Linked DNA regions of Homo sapiens: region 2 is linked to region 1. A link is an interaction called in ENCODE POLR2A ChIA-PET data of the cell type or tissue named here. Cell type or tissue: Panc1. All regions are shown on one strand.

The links. ChIA-PET counts read pairs that join two places held together with the same protein. Peaks named below come from ENCODE experiments on the same cell type or tissue, not always from the same donor. Only the 100,000 strongest peaks of a DNase experiment are listed, where the experiment ranks them.
Region 2: POLR2A ChIA-PET joins it to region 1 with 11 read pairs; 2 of 35 experiments call an interaction of 5 or more read pairs at or near these places.

Annotation. Positions count from the first base shown.
Region 1 is chr20:33,276,606-33,284,605 of GRCh38, reverse strand. BPIFB1 (BPI fold containing family B member 1) reads right to left here and starts at 1,392. Exons shown (of 16, transcript NM_033197.3): 1 at 1,352-1,392. RefSeq lists enhancers at 2,319-2,819, 2,820-3,320. In Panc1, no CTCF peak of the experiment used is centred here; no DNase peak of the experiment used is centred here.
Region 2 is chr20:33,462,261-33,470,260 of GRCh38, reverse strand. No RefSeq gene overlaps it. Among named protein-coding and RNA genes, the nearest start is that of SNTA1, 22 kb to the right of the region's middle. In Panc1, no CTCF peak of the experiment used is centred here; no DNase peak of the experiment used is centred here.

The sequences.
Region 1 (8,000 bases):
GTGGCATCCGGATGACATGTGTCTCCTGTGCCCTGGAGCAGTGTGAGCTCTTCTGAGACCCTTGCAATAATGATTCAGCCTCTGCTTCCCTGACCAAGCTGTGAGCTCTGGGAGGGAGGGCTGGGTCTGCCTGCTCCCTGCTGTGTCCCTGGCATCCAGTATAGTGGTTGGCATAGACCAGGTGCTTAATAAATGGCTGCTGAATAATTGCATAGCCTCTGGAAGCCCCGAAAGAATTGGAAATCTGAGCCTGCTAAGCTGAAAAGGTTAGTGTTAGGAGGCCTGAAGGTGGAGGGGAAAATATTATTGGCTTGGCAGCCAGATGAACCCTAGTTGGAGGCCTGCCTCTACCACTTGCTCTGTGATCTTTGACAAGTGACTTACCCTTTCTGAGCCTCCATTTACTCATCTATAAAATGGGGAATAATTATAGTACTTATGTCATAGGCTTTTTGGGAAGATTAAATGAGACAATCTATTTGTGGCCTGGCATGGCCAAGCGTTCAGTAGATGGTAGCTTCCACGATAATTATGACAGGTATTATTACTAATATTGGAGTCAGAAGGAGACACCTTGCAGCCAAAGCCAGAAGACAGAGCTGAACCCCGGCATCCAGGCACCCCTGTGGCCCCACTCCATATTTTCCTTGCAAATACCTTGACTCTGTCTGTCCTGCATTATCTGTACACACTGCTCAGTCCTCTTTGGATCAGAGAAACCCAGGGACCCACGAGGATGGTAGCATCCCTGTTTCCCTCCTGTGGAAAAGACTCTCCTCCCCCAGATCCAGGCACCACACACGCCCCTGTCATATGGCACCTCCTCTCCCAGCCTTTGCTTCTGCTAGTTCCCCTTCGTGGAATATCTTTCTCTCCTCCTTTGCCCAATCGCCTTCTACTCGGCTTTGCAACCAACACATCACCTCTTCCAGGATCCCTTCTTTGACTGTCCTCCACTCCCATGTCCCTGGGTCTTCCTTGGGCACCACATTGTCCTGCACTGGGAGTTCTTTGAGGGACAGAGTCTGCGTCTCATGCTTCTTTTGTCCCAGCACCACCGCAGCACAGCTGGGACAGAGCAACTGGTATGTGCAGAGTGGGTTTATGTCACTAGGAAGAGGTCAGGAAAACACTCAGCCAGCCCCATCCCTTCGTCACTGCCCTTTGGTCCTCTGGGCGAGGGAGCTGGGCATCTCTCTACACCTGGCCCTGACCCTCAGCGGATCCTGACTCACCGAGGGCCCTTCCCTGAGGGCGAGCCTCCCCTGTGCTCCTGACCTGACCCCAACAGGTATCTCTAGCTCAGAACCTTCCTGGCAACCTTGGCTTTCAGCCCCTTCCCTACTTTTACCTGGGCACGCTGGAGTCCTCGGCCCGCTCCTCTCCTCTCCCGGGCAGTGGGTCTGGAAGTCCAACCTTATATCCTGCACACCCCAGCACAGGCTTTGTCTTTAGGCAGAGGCCTCAGACCAGGCCGAGGTCTCCAAGGTAAATATTTGTGGCTTCTGCTGAACCACAGCCCCGCCCGGAGGCAGCCTTGGGACTCCAGCTTCCTGAGGTTTGGAGAAAGGAAGGTCCAGGCTGAGAGAAGCACAGTGCATATAGCAGAATAAGCACTCCATAAATGTGAGTGGCCGTTGCCATTAATATTATTATTGCTTATAATAGGATGAGCCTTTGTAGAGGGATTACAACAATTGTTTAATCCAGATAATCAATTTGGGAAAAGGAAGGAGTAGCCTTACCCACCCCTTATTCCTAAATACATCAAAGATACACATCTCCATCAATTAATTCACCCAGGAGAATAGATTTGAATCCTATTTTTGCCACTGCTTTGCTGTGTGCCCTTGGGCAAGGTACTTCACCTCTCTGGGCCCCAATGACCTCATCTATAGCATGGGGATAATAGTAGCTCCTCCTCATAGGTTGTTAAGAGCATGAGTTGAAGTGCATGCCTACACAGTGCTTAGCATGGGCTTTCATTTCATTCATTCATTCATTCCGCAGCAATTAAAATCTGCTCTACCTTGTCTGCATCTTTAGGAATCTCCATGAGCACTTGTGGACCAAAAGAATAAGGAGGGATGACCATGAACCTAAAGGACAAATGTCAGAGCCCAGCAGGACGCTGTCATCCACCACCTGGGCCCAGGTCTTGGCTCACGCAGCCTGCACAGTCACCCAGAGGTGGGCATCAGCAGCGTTAATGTTACAGAGGGCACCTGAGGCTCAGAGAGGCGAGTGACTTGCTCAAGGTCACATGACCAGGGATTCCAGCTTTGGGACCTGAACCCGATCATCAGTCCAGACCGGACCCTCTTAACCGCCACACTGTCCTTCCCCTGAGACTTCAATTTAGCACTGGAGGTGGTGGTGACACCAACATGGCCTTTTGATGTCATCTGGGGAATTATCCTTGCTACCCAGTTTTTGTCTAGAAGAATGGAATTGTGGTTTAGAGCTGGGATGGCCATTGTTGAATCCTGTCTCCATCTGCAGCAGACAAGTCAGGGGCAGTAAGTGTTCTGAGGTCACAAAGTACGTGGCCAGGCCCTGGCTGGTCTCTTCCTCCTGCTTTTTGACAAGAAGAACAAGGTGAAGAGCGTTTGCTGTCCTGCCATGTTTGCAAACACACCAAAAGCCCTGAATACCTAAAGGTGAGGTGTTTTGAGAGAGCTCTTGGGAGGACCCTGCCGATCCCTTGGGCACATCTCCAGAGAGGCAAATGCCCCTGCTTGGCTTCCCAGCTGGCCATGCCCACTGCCCATGGACAATGACCCTCTGTGCGGTGCTCGGGCCCAATGCCAAGACCTGGGGCCGCATCAGCTCCTGCTTCCTGCCACGTGCTGGGACAGCAAAGCTGGCTGCATCTCTGCAGGCCCATGGTCCCCAGACTCCACACCTGCCCTCAGTACCGCGTGGCCCCTCCTCAGGTTGCTGGCGTCTCTTGGCCTTGGCTCCACCTCTCTTCAGCTCCCAGGCCTTTTTGTGCCGTGTCCTCTTTCTGGAGTACCTCCTTCACCCTCCTGAAAACCTAATTGTGCCCTGTCTGGGAAGAAGCGCAGGAGTGCAGGAGGAAGCCTGTGGAGGCCGACAGACACGGCTCAGATTCCTGCTCCTATACTGACAGCTGTCAGCCTTGGGAAAATTGCTTCTTCTCTATGAGACTGTTTCCTCCATTGTGAAATGGGACTATTTTGAGGGTCTCGTAAGGTCATGAGAAATGCTTGAAACATCAGAGAATTCAGCAAGTGGTAAATTCACACCTGTAATACCAGCATTTTGGGAGGCAAATACTGGTGGATTACCTGAGGTCAGGAGTTTGAGATCAGCCTGGTCAACATGGTGAAACCCTGTCTCTAAAAAAAAAAAAAAAAAAAAATTAGACGGGCATGGTTTTTAGGTGGCACGTGCCTGTAGACCCAGTTACTCAGAAGGCTGAGGCAGGGGAACCACTTGAACCCAGGAGGCAGAGGTTGCAGTGAGCCAAGATCGCACCACTGCACTCCCGCCCGGGCTACAGAGCAAGACTCTGTCTCACACACACAAAAAAGAACGCAACATCTGCATAAAGCTGCCTGACTGCTGCTCCACCTGGCCTGGATGTCCTCTTCCCAGCATGTTTGGCTGCTGGCCACCTTTCAGCCCTCACCTCTCTCTACTTCATCCCTCGCTCCTCTCACTCCCACCCCAGGGCCTGCGCACATGCTGGCCTTATCCCAGGAGCGCTCTCCTTCCAGCTCTCATTCTGGCTTCTTCTAATTCACCAAGTCTCAGCTACAGTGTTGCCTCCTGGGGTGGGGTGGGGGAGCAGGGGACAAGGGGACCACCCTCTCTAAGGTAGGGCTCTTTTTGCTGCACACTGAGGGTGTCCTTACTAGCATTTACTGGAACTGGGTCTGAAAACTTGAGTGTTGTTTTAGGCACCATGATTTCCCAGATGCTGTATACCAAGGAGAGGTCCTGGGCCACAGACCAAGCAGTGGCTAAAAACCAGTTGCACAGCTCCTGCATCTCTCATGCAGGGGGCCCTGACCCAGATTAAGGCAACGAAAGGGCCAAGAAGGGACAGGAAGAAGATGGCAGAGGTATTTCTTGGGAGACAGCTGTGGTCCCTCCTCCTCTCCCAGGGAGGAGGGCAGGAGGTGTTTGGGCCTCAATGCAGGCCTAGCAGGAGGGACCTTTTCAGGGACCACTTAGGGGCTTGAGGTTTGTCTCCCCTGGAGTTGGGGCTTGCAGTAGACTGGGTTGTGTCTCCTGATGAGTTGAAGTCATGTTGGGCAAAGTGACTTCCGTAAGTGGAAAATTACTGCTCTCTGTTCCCTCTGGGCAGGGTCAAAGCGCATGTGTGTGTGTGTTTTCCCAGGGCCGGGTGTGGACCCTGCAAGACGAAGATCGGTCTAGGGCTGCTTGAAGTCCTTCCTAGTATCACCACCTGGAGAGGACGCTAGAGAACCAGGGGCTGGGAGTGGCTGGGGTGGCCTGCGGGACAGTTAGCCATCAAAGAGGCTCTGCCCTGGTGTGGGGGGTGCAGGTCAAGAAGCCCCACAGGGAGGTAAGACTACCTCTTTGAAGGTGCCGACAAGACTTGGCTCTCAACATTTTTTGGGCTCCCCAGAGAGTTGGGAACTACCTGGCAACAATATCAGTCAAAGGAAAATTCTCCTGCCCCTTTTCTTCCTTCTGGATGGAGAGAGAGAGAGAGAGAGAGAGAGAGAGAAAGAGAAGGAGAGGGAAGTGCAGGGAGAGAACACACACCTCTTCTCCCCTTTCCCACCAAGCTGATCCACAGAAGCCTCGGTTAGGGGTGGGGAGATAATCTGATGTTAAATCAAAGCTGGATGCTCAGACACAGCAAGATGGCAGAGTGGAAAAGATCATCTCCATTCTACAGATCACCAAACTGAGGCCAAGAGAGGAGAAAATAGGGGTTTTTATCCTCCCATTTTCCAGATGAAGTAGGACCTTGGAGAAGGGAATTGACTTGCCTAAGGTCCCACAACCATAAAGCAGAGGGCCAGGATTGGGACCCATTTCTGTCTGAATTGAGAGCCCATGCTCCACGCACTGACCCAGCCTGCCCTACCATCTCCAGCCAGAACGAGGGCCAAGCTCTCCTGGGAAGACTGCAGTCATGCGGAAAACCAGAGAGGGTTTCTGATGACGTGGACAGATGGAAATCAGAGGCCTTGCCAACTGTCACTGGCTCGAAAGAAAGAAGGAAAGCAAGAATTCAAGCCACTCCTAAAGAAGCTCAGGTCCTCCATTGTTGCCACCAAAGATGCTCCACCAGCATGGTAGAAGCATTTTGCTCTTGTACCAATTTCAGCTGCCTGGTGATGGCTCTTGAAGCTTTCAAGGGTCTGGGCTCAGCAGGAGAGAATGTGGTGATTGATTAACAATGTCGGTCATGAGCAGACACAGATGCTTCATCCTTGCTACATCCCACCAGCATCCTTGTTAAGGATTATGGATTTTCTTGCAAAATATTAAAGATAATGGAGTGGGGAGAAAATCCCTAGATGACATGGAGTTTGCCACTACCTTTGGGCTGGTTTTGGATAAGTCAGTTCTCTCTGAGCCTCAGTCTCCCCAGCTATAGAATAAAGATGTTGGGCTCCACGATGCAGTGGCCAGGCTGGCTGTGATGACCTTTGCTTATAGTGGAGGGGGCTCAGTTCTTATGCAATGAGGACTGGGCTGTTTCTGAGGTCAAGTATGTTGTTAGGAAGATCAAACCCATTGACCCAGGGTCAGTGGAGGTTCTGCCAAGGGAACTGGCCAGTGATTTGAGCATAGAGAACTGTGAGGATGCTCACTGCAGCCTTACCTGGAATAGCCCTAAAGTGGGACCCGCCTTAACATCCAGCAATGGGATTTATTAAATAAACCGTGGGCCACCAGGCAGCCATCACAAAACAATGTAGACCAACCAACAGAAGTAAGTGAAAAGGGAAACTGTTTCTTCTATTTTTTAACAAAAAAAAATTTTTTTTAATCTAGAAAAAAATACTGGAAGGAAATGCATCAACAGTACACGTTTCTTGGTGGTGTGATCACAGGTCACTTTCACCATCTTCTTGGTATTTTTCAGAATTAAAAAAATGTTTACACTAAATATATGTATTGGATATGTAAACAACCCCACTAAATGGCCTGCAAATGAGTCAATAAAGGTTGGGCGCAGGACAAGGGAGTGGAGGAAACCTCATTCCTTTCCCAATGCCCGACCCACAGCCCCCACCAACCTGGGACTCTGAGGAATTATTGTGATGCCATTGCTGATAGCAGCAACAAACGCCCAGTCATGCCGGTCCCGGAACCACCAGGAAAGAAATAAAGAAATCATTACTGGAACTTACAACATAATCCCTCTTTTGTGGGACAGAAATAGATTAAATTCAGTGCAAATGAACCCTGGCTAAGTTGGAAGCTGTCCTAGCTCTTGGGGGGAGACAAAGACCAGATCTCTGCCCTCGTGGGGCCCACAGTCCAGTTGATGAAGGTGTGTTGGGTGACCCAACAGAGGTGGATGCAGGCAGCCGGCTGAGTGCTGGGATTTTCATCCACGTGGGCAGCATGTGCGTAGGCTCAGAGCTCCAGGAATGGGAACCCAGGCAGGGTGATGTGTTGCTTTCACTGCCGTGAGCCTTGGCCAAGTGTGCAAAGTACCAGGATAGAGGTGACACAGGGATTGTTATTAGGGCCAGACGAGCAATACAAATGCCAGGGTGCAGACAGGATGGGCTTAATAAGGCCAGCACAGGTCAAGTATGTCAAACAGTAGAACAGGGGCAAACACACAGATGGTATGGTCAGCACTGAGAGAGAGGGAGGCTGGCACCTGCCTCGTGTGTGACAGTCGCTGGCAGCTCAGTGGGGCCCAGAAGGGGATAACCTGCCTGATTAGGGAGGGGAAAAATGATTTCTTTCTTTCTTTCCTGGTGATTCTGGAACTGGCATGACTGGGCTTTTGTTGCTGCTATCAGCAATGGCATCACAATGCTTCCCTGGGGAATAGTTCAGAGAAGGCTTCCTGGAAGAGGTGACATTTGATCTGGGCTTAAGGGATAGGGATGTGTTAGGAGGGGAGGGCATTCCAGAGTGGGAGCCTTTCAGGGGCAAAGGAAGGAGGGTGGGTTTTGGAAAGAGTGTCTGGGAGCTTGCCTGAGTCGCTTGAAGGGGAAGGGAGTGGGGCGGGTGGCAGGGAAGGTGGGCTGGAGGGGAAGGGAGTGGGGCGGGTGGCAGGGAAGGTGGGCTGGAGGGGAAGGGAGTGGGGCGGGTGGCAGGGAAGGTGGGCTGGAGGGGAAGGGAGTGGGGCGGGTGGCAGGGAAGGTGGGCTGGAGGGGAAGGGAGTGGGGTGGGTGGCAGGGAAGGTGGGCTGGAGGGGAAGGGAGTGGGGCGGGTGGCAGGGAAGGGGAGCTGGAGGGGAAGGGAGTGGGGCGGGTGGCAGGGAAGGTGGGCTGGAGGGGAAGGGAGTGGGGCGGGTGGCAGGGAAGGTGGGCTGGAGGGGAAGGGAGTGGGGCGGGTGGCAGGGAAGGTGGGCTGGAGGGGAAGGGAGTGGGGCGGGTGGCAGGGAAGGGGAGCTGGGGATGTTCTCATGAGGAGTCAGAACCAGGGGCTGGAGGTGAGATGGGATTGGGGATGGGAATGGAGCACAAGCAGGGCTGGGGTCCTGAGGCCCTCAGTGCCTCCCAGAACGCTGTGGGCTGTATGGAGCCTCCCCCAAGGCAGGGGACAGTGTGCTCAGATCCTCAAAACCAGGCCTCGGGTAGCCTGCTTGTCTTCACTGTCTGGCTTTCCCAGAGGTCTCTGTCTTGCTCTTGCCATCCCCTTCTCTTTCTGTCTCTCCTTCCCTCCTCCTCAGGCTGTCCCTGCCCTGTCTCTCTCTTACCCACTGTCTCTCTCCTCTCTCTGCCAATCTCTTGGGTGCTTTCTGAAGCTCAGGAGGGAGCTGGGCGGCCTGTGGAGAGTGCACCTGGACACACTACGCGGTG
Region 2 (8,000 bases), 190 kb before region 1:
TGCTCTCTGAGATTTTTGCACCCCAGCAGCTTCCCTTCATCTGGAAGTTTTCCTGATTGATTAGAACTTCAAGCCTTCTGAGTTCTATTACTTAGAATTTCACAGCCAGAGAATTCTACTGTTTGGAATGTTATAGCATCACAGATGCTGGGAGTCTGGGGGCTGGGGATCGCCCTTGCTGCCTCCTGGTGTTGTGTGTGGCAGGGGACACTTGGCTCTTTCTGGGTCCCAGCCAGGCTCCTGGTGCCTCAATAAGACCCTATTTGGTTTGGAGCTTGCTGGTACTGGAAGGAGGCTTTGGGGGCCCAAGAAACCAAGATGAAGGTCACATAGCATCTGCAGACTGGGAAGGTACCACTGATGAAGCTCAGAAATGGTCTGGAAGTCATGGCCCTGAGGATCCCCCATGAGGCACCCAAGAATAGGACAGTTATGGTTCTGCAACCAAACAGATTGATGCTATTACTGTGTGACTTTCAGCAAATCTCTTGACCCATTTGAGACTCTATTTCCACATCAGAGAGCCGAATGATGTGGGCTCAGGCCAGGCTCAGTGCCTCATGCCTGTAATGTCAGCACTTTGGGAGGCCGAGGCAGGTGGATTGCTTGAGCCCAGAAGTTCGAGACCAGCCTGGGCAACATGGTGAAACCCCATCTGTACCAAAAATACAAAAATTAGCTGGGTGTGGTGGTGCACAACTGTAGTCCCAGCTACCTGGGAGGCTGAGGTAGGATGAGGAGCTGTGACTGTGCCACTGCACCCCAGCCTCGATGACAGCAAGACTGTCTCAAAAAAAACAAAAACAAAAACCTGCTCACTAGGGTTGTGAGGATTCAGAGCTTAGCAAGGGGCCTGGTGCTTGGCAAGTGCTCATTAAATATAAGTTATTACTATCACTGAGTTACTTAAACTTCCTGATGTGTAGGACCCTCTACTGAACTCTTGGGATCAGGATAAGGTTCCGTGGAAGGCACCAAATTATAGAGGGTAAGAATTTCAGTGCTAAGGTCAGATCCTACTTCTGCCATATGTGGCTGTGGGTGGCTCCCTGGACCCTCTGAGCCTCCTCCTCTTCCTCTTCTGCACAATGGGGATATATACATATATATATATATACACATATATATATATTTTTTTTTATTTGACACGGAGTTTCGCTCTTGTTGCCGAGGCTGAAGTGCAATGGCACTGTGTCAGCTCACTGCAGCCTCCGCCTCCCAGGTTCAAGCGATTCTCCTGCCTCAGCCTCCCGAGTAGCTGGGATTACAGGTGCGCACCACCATGCCCAGCTACTTTTTTGTATTTTTATTGGAGACGAGGTTTCACCATGGCCAGGCTGGTCTTGATCTCGTGACCTCAGGTGTTCCCCCTGCCTCAGCCTCCCAGAGTGCTGGGATTACAGGCGTGAGCCACTGCGCCCGGCCTTTTTTTTTTTTTTTTTTTTTTTTTTGAGACAGAGTCTCACTCTGTTGCCCAGGTTGAAGTGCAATGGTGTGATCTTGGCTCATTGCAACCTCTGCCTCCCAGGTTCAAGTGATTCTCCTGCCTCAGCTTTCCAAGTAGTGGGGATTACAGGAGCCTGCCACCACGCCCGGCTGTTTTATATTTTTAGTAGAGACAGGGTTTCCCCATGTTGGCCAGGTTGGTCTTGAACTCCTGGCCTCAAGTGATCCGCCCGCCTCGGTCTCCCAAAGTGCTGGAATTATAGGGTTGAGCCACCGCATCCATCCCTATATACATATGTAGGGATGCACCATCTCAGTTCACTGCAACCTCCGCCTCCGGGGTTCAACAATTCTACTGTCTCAGCCCTCTGAGTAGCTGGGATTATAGGCATGCGCCACTAGGCCAGGCTACTTTTTTGTCTTTTTAGTAGAGACGGGGTTTCACCATGTTGCCCAGGCTGGTCTCAAATTCCTGATCTCAGGTCATCTGCCTGCTTCGGACTCCTAAAGTGTTGGGATTATAGGTGTAAGTCGTGGTCCATCTGTATTTTTTTATTTTTTGAGACATGGTCTTGCTCTGTCACCCAGACTGGAGTGCAATGGTGTGATCTAGGCTCACTCCAACCTGTGCCTCCCAAGTTCAAGCGATTCTCCTACCTCAACCTCCCAAGTAGCTGAGATTACAGGTGCACGCTACCATGCCCAGCTAATTTTGTATTTTTAGTAGAGACGGGGTTTCACCATGTTGGCCAGGCTGGTCTCAAACTCCTAACCTCAAGTGATCTGCTCACCTCAGCCTCCCAAAGTGTTGGGATTACAGGCGTGAGCCACTGCACTGGCCCATCCCATCTGTATTTTTTTTTTTTTTGAGAGGAAGTCTTGGCTCACTGCAACCTCTGCCTCCCAGGTTCAAGGGATTCTCTTGCCTCAGCCTCTCCAGTAGCAGGGATTACAGGCACCTGCCCCACGCCTGGCTAATTTTTGTGTTTTTAGTAGAGATGGGGTTTCGCCATGTTGGCCAGGCTGGTCTCGAACTCCTGAGCTCAAGTAATCCATCTGCCTCAGCCTCCTCAAGTGCTGGGATTAAAGGTGTGAGCCACATCTGGCCCGTATTTTTTTTAAATCCCACTTTAAACACCCATCGGATGGCTATTATAAAAACAGCCCATGGCCGGGCGCGGTGCCTCACACCTGTAATTCCAGCACTTTGGGAGGCCAAGATGGGTGGATTATCTGAGGTCAGGAGTTCGAGACCAGCCTGGCCAACACGGTGAAACCCCCTCTCTACTAAAAATACAAAAATTAGCCAGGTGTGGTGGCACATGCCTGTAATCCCAGCTCCTCGGGGGGTGGCTGAGGCAAGAGAATAGCTTGAACCCAGGAGGCTGAGGTTGCAGTGAGCCGAGATCGCAGCACTGCACTCCAGCCTGGGCAAAAAAGCGAAACTCCGTGTCAAAAAATAAAAAGAAAAAAAAAGAAATTATGCCATTTGTTTGTGGCTGGGACCAGTGGCTCATATCTGGATTCCCAGCACTTTGGGGGGCTGAGGTGAGCGGATCACCTGAGGCCGGGAGTTCAAGACCAGCCTGACCAACATGGAGAAACCCTGCCTCTACTAAAAAATTTGCTGGGGGTGGTGGCGCATGCCTGTAACCTCAGCTACTCTGGAGGCTGTGGCAGGAGAATCGCTTGAACCCAGGAGGTGGAGTTTACAGTGAACCGAGATGGTTCCATTGCACTCCCGCCTGGGCAACAAGAGTAAAACAAAAACAAAAACAAAAACATCCCATGAGCCTGGTCAACATAGTGAGACCCCATCTCTACAAAAAGTTTAAACATTAGCCAGGTGTGGTGGCACACACCTGTAAGTCCCAGCTACTTGAGAGGCTGAGGTGGGAGGAATGCTTGAGACCAAGAGTTCAAGGCTGCAGGGAGCTATGACCATGCCACTGCACTCCAGCCTGGGCATCAAAGGAAGATGCTGTCCCTTAAAAAAAAAAAGTGGCCGGGTGTGGTGGCTCACACCTATAATCCCAGCACTTTGGGAGGCCGAGGTGGGTGGATCACCTGGGGCCAGGAGTTTGAGGCCAGCCTGACCAACATGGGGAAACCCCATCTCTACTAAAAATACAAAAATTAGCCAGGCGTGGTGGTGGGCGCCTGTAATCCCAGCTACTTGGGAGGCTGAGACGGGAGAATGGCTTGAACCCAGGAGGCGGAGGTTGCAGTGAGCTGAGATTGCACCACTGCACTTCAGCCTGGGTGACAGTGAGACTGTCTGAAAAAAAAAAAAAAAAAAGAGCTTAGGAGTGCTCACCATTTGAGAAGAAGCTCTTGATACATTGAAGAGTAAAGTGTTGTCTGAAAAAGGGAAGTATTTGCCAAGGTGAACCAACTTCTTGCAAAAAAAAAAAAAAAAATTGGTTTGCAAGAGTTTCCTGAGGCAAACGGTGAGGCTATTTATTGGTTTACAGTCTTATCTTTCCAGGTAAGAATTTCTTGAAACAGTCAAATCTTGTTGACATAGAGGACCTCAGTTCTCAGCCTTAATCATTGAATATGATTGTCTCAGTTTTTATATTTATCCTGTTCCCTATTGATGGGCGCTTACTTTTCTTCTGGTATTTCACTATCACATGCTATGCTTCAATGACACCTTGTGCACAGGGGTGAGTTTCACTGGGGCCCCACCTAGAAGTGGAATTGCTGGGTAGTGAGACGTGAGTATCTTCAATTTTCCTAGGGTCCTAGATTCTTTCTAATCCATCTCCCTGCCTCCCAGAAGAGGAAAGCCTCTCTCCACAGCCACCACAGCAGACGGCAGGAACTGCCAGGGCTTTGCCCACACCGGCTGCTTGCCCACCCGCCTGCCCTCCCTTGTTCTGGCAGATTAATGGTGACCTGTGACCCTGACAGGCTGGCCACACTCCCGGCCAATTTCAGTCTGTCAAAAGGAGTCCCAGGGGTGGTCAGGGCCTAGGGATGTGTTAGCCAGATGGGCCTGGGAGGTCTCGGGTTGGCTTATCCCAGGAGGCAGAGCAGGTGGGCAGCCCTCAGCAACACCCCCCCAACATTCTCCTCATCATGCATCACTGGGCTGGAGCTGGAGCCAGATGGTGGGGATGGGGAGGCTTGCAGCTTCTGCCCTGACAAAGGATCCTCTATACTGCACCCCCACCCTGACCCTGACCAGCTTGGCTAGTCTAGTCTGTGGCTGCCCAATCACTCTCAGCCCTGGCCTGTCCCACCCCGGGGTGCCTTTCTGCTGAGATCTTCTCTTCCTGATCCTGTTTGTAGAGGAAGTCTGCAACGTTCCTGGAGACTCTTGGACTTGGAAACTCACTTATCATCAACTTGAGAGTGAGCAGGTAAAACCAAGGCAGCATGGCCCCGTGGTTATAACATGTCATAGATTCAAATGCAGTAATAGGATTAAGTGCAATGGGCCAGGTGGCAAACTGGTGTCTGGCTCTCAGTGAGCCCTCATCAACAGAGTCTCTGACTGCTATGAATGGGGAAACTGAGGCCTAGAGTGGAGGATGCTTGCAGAAGAGCCTCATGGTTAGGAGGTTAGGCTTGGGAGTCAGGCCTACCTGCGTTAATCCAGATCTGCTACTGAGAGTGAGTCCTTGGGCAGATCACCTAAGCTCTCAATTTCCCCAGCTGAAATGCAGCCCCCTGAGGCCTCATCATAGAGAACAGTCCTGAGGATGAGGAAAGATAATGCAAGGAAGGCATCTGGCAGATAGTAAGGACTCAGTACGTGCGTCCTAAACCTCATCATCCTTGATTTTCTCCTTCCTTCTTTCCTTCCTTCCTTCCTTCCTTCCTTCCTTCCTTCCTTCCTTCCTCTCTCTCTCTCTCTCTCTCTCTCTCCCCCTCTCTCTCTCTCGCTTTCTTTCCTTCCTTTCTTTCTCTCTGTTTCTCTCTCTCTCTCTCTCTGTCGCCGAGGCTGGAGTGCAGTGGCACGATCTCAGGTCACTGTAACCTCCGCCTCCCGGGTTCAAGTGATTCTCCTACCTCAGCCTCCCATGTAGCTGGGACTACAGGTACTTGCCACCACACCTGGCTAATTTTTTGTATTTTTAGTAGAAACAGGTTTCACCGTGTTAGCCGGGATGGTCTCGATCTCCTGACCTCGTGATCTGCCTGCTTCGGCCTCCCAAAGTGCTGGGATTACAGGCATGAGCCATAGTGCCCAGCTTTCCTTCCTTCTTCCTTTCAAGATGAAGTCTCTGTGTTGCCCAGGCTGGAGTGCAGTGGCACGATCTTGGCTCACTGCAACCTCCGCCTCCTGGGTTCAAGTGATTCTCCTGCCTCAGCCTCTCATGTACTGGGATTACAGACGCCTGCCACCATGCCCAGATAACTTTTGTATTTTTGGTAGAGACAGGGTTTTGCCATGTTGGTCAGCCTGGTTTTGAACTCCTGACCACAAGTGATCTGCCTGCCTCAGTCTCCCAAAGTGCAGGGATTACAGGTATGCGGGTATGAGCAACCATGCCCAGCCTTTTTTTTTTTTTTTGAGACAGGGTCTCTTGGGCTGGGTGCGGTGGCTCACGCCTGTAATCCAAGCATTTTAGGAGGCCGAGGTGGGTGGATCACCCGAGGTCAGAAGTTTAAGACCAGCCTGGCCAACATGGTGAAACTGTGCCTCTACTCAAAATACAATAATTAGCCAGGTGTAGTGGCATGCACCTGTAATCCCAGCTACTCAGGAGGCTGAGGCTCAAGAATCACTTGAATCTGGGAGGTGGAATTTACAGTGAGCTGAGATGGTGCCACTGCACTTTAGCCTGGGTGACAGAGTGAGACTCTCTCTCAAAAAAAAAAAAAAAAAAGAGACAGGGTCTCTTACTGTCACCCAATGTGGAGTGTAGTGATGCAATCTCGGCTCACTGCAACCTCTGCCTCCTGGGGTCAAGAGATCCTCCCACCTCAGCCTCCTGAGTAGCTAAGACTACAGGTGTGCACCACCAGGCCCAGCTAATTTTTGATTTTTTTGTAGAGACAGGGTTTCACTGTGTTACCCAGGTTGGTCTCGAAGTCCTGAGCTCAAGCAATCCTCCCACCTTCGCCTGCCAAAGTGCTGGGATTATAGGGGTGAGCCACTGCTCCTGGCCCCTTTCCTGTGTCTTTCGTTTCTTCCTTCCTTCTCTCTTTCACCATTTCTCAGAAGTGGGTGGTTCAAAGATTTTCCCTGACTTGGGGAAGAGCACATGAGAGCCCAGGCAGGCTGGGGAGGCAAGCAGGCCAGGGTGAGACACAGGGCTGCAGCCCGGCCAGCACTCACGTGGGGCTGCCTCCAGGAATCCCTCCCCACACACAGAGCCTGGGCACCTTTCAACTGGCTCCTTGCTGCCAAGCGAAGTCTATTAATATCAAAGTAATGAGGTAATTACTGTGATTTAGAAAAATTACTAGTGAATGCTTTTGAGGGAATTTCAGAGCAGAGAATAGGGTAAGTGAAACATCTGTGAGGAAAGGGATGCAGGGCCGTCAGCGATGAATCCTGAGGGTGGGTGAGCTCTGGCCTGCGTGGGGCAGGGTAGGGGGGCTTGGAGGGGACCACCCCAGGGTCATGCATGTGCATGGGACTTTTGGAGTAAATAATAGGGGAGGAGTGTGTGTGTTTGCGTGTGTGTGTGTGTGTAACCAGGGTGTAGGATTTTCAGGCCCTAGGAGCACCCTGACTTTGGCTGGTACAAAGCAGCAGATTCCAGGGTGAAGAACAAAACCTGGAGCCAGAGGCCAACCCCTTTTCACAATCCCAGCCTCTGACTATCCTTGACTGATCTCCACCCACAGAATCCCCCCAGCCCTGAGGCCACCAGCCTGGAGAAGGGTTAGATGAGTAAAGAGAAATTGGGCAGAGCTCATGAGAGAAATTGGGCAGAGCTCAGAAGCAGAGGTTGTCAAAGTGTGACTCTTGGACTGACAGCATGGTCATCGCCTGGGAACTTGCTAAAAATACACATTCTCAGGCTGCTGCAGAGCCACTGAATCAGTAACTCTGGGGTGGGGACTGGTGACCTGTTGTCGTTGCTTTTGAGATGGAGCCTCGCTGCGTTGCCCAGGCTGGAGTGCAGTGGCGTGATCTCGGCTCACTTCAACCTCCACCTCCCAGGTTCAAGCCATTCTCCTGTCTCAGCCTCCTGAGCAGCTGGGATTACAGGCTCAGGCCACCACACCAAACCTGACAATCTGTTTTAAGGAGCCCCTAATAGAGGCATGAAATGATAGGAAGGGCCAGGCCTGGGAAATGGAGGCCAGAGACTGCTTTGAGAGGCTTTTAGGAGGTTGAATCTGTAGGAATTGGTACCAGGGTGGGTGTGGAAGAAAGTACAGCAGTAGTAGTTGTAGTAATAATAATAACAGTAATAATGACTTGAACATGTATTGTGCCCGTTCTGTGCTCTTATTTAATCCTCACAACAAGCCTAAGAGGCAGCTACTATTCTGATCCCAATTTTTCACATAGGAAACTAAAGTACAGAGAGGCTGACTGCCCAAGGCCACACAGCTGGTAGTTGGTGGAGCTGGGATGCAATTTC